2 separate regions of the Homo sapiens genome follow, and region 1 is linked to region 2. Evidence: chromatin loops called from intact Hi-C (ENCODE). Cell type or tissue: body of pancreas. All regions are shown on one strand. Links, peaks and the distances in the headings refer to the core of each region. The heading gives the core; the rest is flanking DNA. Region 1 has its middle 17 kb from the start of C9orf152. Region 2 has its middle 27 kb from the start of C9orf152.

Evidence for each region. A loop is a pair of places that touch in the nucleus more often than their neighbours do. Peaks named below come from ENCODE experiments on the same cell type or tissue, not always from the same donor. Only the 100,000 strongest peaks of a DNase experiment are listed, where the experiment ranks them.
Region 1: a loop joins it to region 2, with 2.4 times the contacts of the local background. A loop is called at or near these places in 63 of 110 quality-filtered maps.

The regions. Positions count from the first base shown.
Region 1 is chr9:110,223,554-110,226,370 of GRCh38, reverse strand. No RefSeq gene overlaps it. Among named protein-coding and RNA genes, the nearest start is that of C9orf152, 17 kb to the right of the region's middle. In body of pancreas, for the core only: no CTCF peak of the experiment used is centred there; no DNase peak of the experiment used is centred there.
Region 2 is chr9:110,179,312-110,182,128 of GRCh38, reverse strand. No RefSeq gene overlaps it. Among named protein-coding and RNA genes, the nearest start is that of C9orf152, 27 kb to the left of the region's middle. In body of pancreas, for the core only: no CTCF peak of the experiment used is centred there; a DNase peak (open chromatin) is centred at 1,343.

The sequences.
Region 1 (2,817 bases), core at 203-2,702, 44 kb before region 2:
TAATTGTGCCACTGCACTACAGCCTGAGTGACAGAGTGAGACCCTATCTTGAAAATAAATAGATAAGTAAATAGAATCAGAAGAGAAACAAACTGCAAGGGAAAAATAGAAAATTTTCAAATAAGAGACTATTTAAAATTTTAAAACTGGCAACAATAAAAACTAGCAGACTTTATTGAGCATGTAAAGTTCAGACTTTATTGAGCATGTAAAGTTCAGAAATAAGGTATTGTAAATTATGAATGAACACTACTCATGAAAATAAAACAGGTATTTATTCTTATCAAATTCACAACTTGAACTTCAAGTCAGATTCAATCTTAGCAACTTCAAATTATCTGGTAAATGATTCTTTAGCTACTGTATTAGTCCATTCTCATACTGCTATAAAGAACTACCTGAGACTGGGTAATTTATGAAGAAAAGAAGTTTAATTGACTCACAGTTCTGCAGGTTTAACAGGAAGCAAGGCTTGGAGGCCCCAGGAAACTTACAATCCTGGTGGAAGGTGAAGGGGAAGCAAGCACCTTCTTTACATGGTGGCAGGAAAGAGAGAGAAGGAGAGTGAGGAGGGGAAGTGCCACACACTTTTAAGCCATCAGATATTGTGAAAACTCACTCACTATCATGAGAACAGCATGGGGGAAATCCACCCCCAAGATCCAATCACCTCTTACCAGGTCCCTCCCTCAACACTGGGAATTATAATTCAACAGGAGATTTGGGTGGGGACACAGAGCCAAAGTAAAAGTGAGATAGAAAAGAGAATTATTCATATCAAATACATAATTCAGAAGGAACAAATGTAACTCTGGGCTGCACCTTGCAAGATAGAGAAAATTATATCCATGAAATCAGCAAACTGGTCAAAAAGTTAGAACTTCTGGAGTGTCACTAGGTTTGTTGGATAATGATTCTGGAAACTGATCCTACTCCTTTTGACAGCATGAGATTCTTTGCGGCAAAACAAAATGTGCTTCAAATTAATCATTATGATTTTTCCTCAGATAATCATAACAGAAAATTTGCTATTTCATCTGTATTAGTCCCTTTTCACACTGCTATAAAGAAATACCTGAGACTGGGTAATTTTTAAAGGAAAGAGGTTGAATTGACTCACAGTTTTGCATGGCTGGGAAGGCCTCAGGAAACTTACAATCATGGTGGAAGGCAAGAAGCAGGCACCTTCCTCACAAGGCAGCAGGAGGGAGTGAGAGCAAGCAGGGGAAATGGCTGATGCTTATAAAACCATCAGATCTGATGAGAACTCACTCACTATCACGAGAACAGCATGGTGGGGGGGATCCACCTCCATGATCCAATCACGTCCCTCCCTGTACACGTGGGGATTACAAGTCCCTCCCCTGACACGGGGGGATGACAATTTGAGATGCGATTTGGGTGGGGGCACAGAGCCAAACCACATCATTATCTAACACTAGTTCTTCTAAAAAGAGGGTATTAAGCATTACTTTTTATTCTGTTATTTTGACATCTAGGGTCTTACTGACTGTTGGGAGACTGGCCCTCCACAGGCTAGCCAGCCAATTCCTAGGGAGAGTAAAGGACTCGTCTGTGAGCTGTCTTTCATATGCTAACCTACTGATCCAGAGCCCGTATCCCACATCCTGCTCTTACACTCAAGGCCACTATCCACCTACCCTGGTCACCCCAGAGCCAGGTACCAGGCAACTAGGGACAGCCCCTATACCCCTAGAGACCACTGAAATTATTCAAACTAGCCAATTCTAAACCTGCTTACCCTGCCTCATCTGTTCCTTCCTGTAGAAACCACAGTACAGGCTCTTGCATATGTTTTCTCCTCACTCCTTTTGCTTCTTGACCAACCCTGGTGCTTACCTGTGTGGCATGTCCTCTTGTATTAGTCTGTTCTCAAGCTGCTAATAAAGACATACCTGAGACTGGGTCATTTATAAGGAAAGAAGTTTAATGGACTCACAGTTCCACATGTCTGGGGAAACCTCACAATCATGGCGGAAGATGAAGGAAGAGCAAAGGGAAGGCTTACATGGTGGCAGGCAAAGAGGGCTTGTGCAGGAGAACTCCCATTTATAAAACCATCAGATCTCGTGAGACTTATTCACCACTATGAGAACAGCATGGGAAAGACTCACCCCCATGATTCAATTACCTCCTACTGGGTCCATCCCACGACACATGGGAATTATGGGAGCTACAATTCAAGATGAGATTTGGGTAGGGACACAGCCAAACCATATCACCTCTCTTCTTGGAACTGTGAATAACAAACTGTCTTTTCAATGGCAGTCATCTCCTGATCTGTTGGCCTTAGCATACCTGAAGAATAAAACCTACATTTTAAAGCGCAGAGAAAGACCCTGTAGAAACTGGCTTTTATATTCTAAGTCCAAGGAAAAGCATTTTTGTATTCCCATTATGTGTCTGACAAACCTAGTTTTCAGGATTATCTTTGGCCAAGGTGTGTATTGATGACTAACTAAACTAGATTCTGCACTAGAATTTAGTAATCTAGATTCTTCATTAAAGGAATATGAAACATCACATGTGCATAAAAAGGAAGCACATATGCAATTACTAAAACTGGCGGGAAAAGGTGAGTAGGTTAGTCAACAGTTAACAATTGATGATATTGAAAAATAGTAAGTCAATACTGGCTAGGAATATTGGCTTAAATTGCTTGAAAAACAACAGTATTAAGCCAAGAATTTTTGTGTCCTCTTTAAGCAATCTTTGCTTAACTGACTGCACAATGTCTAAAGAAAACAATGGAAAGTACTATAAATGCTTTTGAAATTTGGTGCTAGAATGGCCAAA
Region 2 (2,817 bases), core at 186-2,685:
CACCCAGCCCGATTTTACATTTTTTAATGGTTGACAGAGATCAAAGAAAAATATTTTGTGACATGTGAAAATTATATAAAATGAAAATTTTTATGTTCATAAATACAGTTTTACTGGAACGCAGCCACACTAGTTCATTTCCATGTTGTTTATGGCCACTTACAGGTGACAGTGGCAGAACTGGGTGGCTCTATGACCCACAAAGGCTAAAATATTCACTATCTGACCCTTTACTAAAAAGCTTTGCAAAAAAAAAAAAAAATTAGAATGAACCCAGCTGGTCACATACACACCTGCTCTGTGTTGTTCCTAACCAGTTTTGGGTCAAAAGATATAGAGATTTGAAAACACCTTTGCAAAGATTATGACAGTGAGAGAAATCTAGCATGGCTGGCTCCATCTTGCCCCTAACCTCACAGGCTAGCTGTTATCACTCATTCCTGGGTGTAGGCCAACCTAACCATGGGAAGAATTTATTTTATAGTTTAAAACAAGGATGATAATAGCCCTTCCCTAAACTAAACCACCTTTGTAAAACTAATGAAAGGCCACAAGATTAGGATTACAAGAGGGGCCTGAATTCTGCTAAGATATAGGTGTAGTTAAATGGTAACCAGCGGCTAGGTCCAGGGTCCGGTTCCAGCCCATGCTGAGGTCCGAAGGGAGTGGGTGGATAAATGGCAGATAGCTGAAAGAACATTTGGGGGGCCGTAGGTAGGTGAAATACAGCAGCTCTCTTACACTGTCTCATCAGCAGCTCTCTTACACTGTCTGCTCTGTCTTGGCTGCTTGCTCTGGCAGCTCCCATGCACGGCTGCATGGCCAGCTCGCCCTTCAGGGTCAGCAGCTTAACTCTTTCTCTCTCTGGGCACGAGCAAGCTGAGCGGTGTCCTGGCTCCCCTCTGTCTATCTGCAAAGTCAGCTTTGACTCTTTCTCTTTCTTAGGGTGTGAGCATCTGTACAGTGTCAGCAGGGCAGTTATACCTTTTACAGACAATAGTGGCATAGAGCCAAGTGATGGCCTTCCCATATTATGGCTACATAGCTGTGTTTACATTATAACAAGCAGAGTTACACACCTGCACTACAAACTCGCTGAGTCATACAGGATATAAACATCCTACCTTGGCCTATCCTTGACCAAAGCACATTCATTAACTTACACCAGCCATTGTTCTGGAGGCTACAGGATCTGTAACTTCTCCGATCACTCCCATAAGTAACATCACTATTGTAGAACCTAAGATTGGTCTTTGAGATGTTTTTCAGAGTTTTGCATTTCTGGCAACCAACTGACTCTGTCTGGATCCATGTGACTTGTGACTCAACAGTTACTGTGGCCCCTGGCCAGAGGTGAACTCAGTGCACAAGGACCATTTTCCACATCCCTATGATTTCATCCCCAACCAGTCAACATTCCCCATTTCCTAGCCCCCTGCCCACCAAACTATCCTTGAAAAACCCAAGCCTTTGGGGAGACTGATTTGAGTAATAACTCTGTCTGCTGCATGGCCAGCCTTGCATTAATTACACTCTTTACTGCAATACCATGGTCTCAGCAAGATGGTTTTTTCTCTGCAGTGGGCAGGAAGAATGTGTTAAGCAATTGCAGATGCTACAAAGACACTTAGAATTGTCACTAGGGGTTTTCTTATGCATCCTAGCTCCCTTACTTTTTTTTTTTTTTTTTGAGACAGTCTCATTCTGTCACCCAGGCTGGAGTGCAATGGCATGATCTCAGCTCACAGCAAACTCCACCTCCTTGTTTCAAGTGATTCTCCTGCCTCAGCCTCCTGAGTAGCTGGGATTATAGGCCCCCACTACTATACCCAGCTAGGCTGGTCTTGAACTCCTGTCCTCAAGTGATCCACCCACTTCGGCCTCCCAAAGTGTTTGGATTACAGGTGTGACCCATGGCACCTGGCCCCTTACTACCTTTAGAGAGATGATAGGCTCCAGGTGTAATAAGCTCAAGCTCTTCCCCAAACCACATTCTCAGTATAAAGAGAAATTGTGTTGTTCTCAACACAATACAGAGGAGAGGTGACTATAGTCTCTTGTTCGAGCTTCAACACAAAGTTAAAATGTCTTTGCCTCACTGATAATTCTTTTCAGTTCTGTGGTTAAGAACTCTGACTTTGGTAAGACTGCCTAGATACGGATGACTTTATGCGAGTCATCACTTCAACTATTTGTGCTTCAGTTTCTTAAAAGTGAAAAGGGAGGAATAACATGACTTAGCATATAGTTGTAATAGGTTGTAGCTGCCCTATTACCACATTTCATCAAATCTCATACGCCATCAATTGGAATTTGAATTTCTAAATATAACCATTAAGAAAAAGCACTGCCATTTAGACCACAACCCAATACCCTCTGATCACTGAGAATGTTTATTTTGTGCCCATTGAATAGCTCCTTTGGGCTTATTTAAATATAGATATTTATGATACATCACTCTTGTGCATGCATAAAAAAGGGAAGAACAAACAAAATAAATTGGCCAAGGTATTCCTAAGACATCTTTGTGTTAAAGTCTAAAGGTATTCCTAAGACATCTTTATGTTAAAGTCTAGCTCTCCTGAGTTCTTTTTCCACATTTTTATACACATGATCATCCTCTGTGGCCATGTGTGTCAGTGCAGTATTTCTTTTCTTTTTTTGAGACAGGATTTCGCTCTGTTGTCCAGGGTGGAGTGCAGTGGCATGATCGTAGCTCATTGCACCCTTAACCTCCTGGGTTCAAGTGATCCTCCTGCCTCAGCCTCCAAGTGGGACTACAGGTGTGTGCCACCATGCCCGGCTAATTTTTTGCTT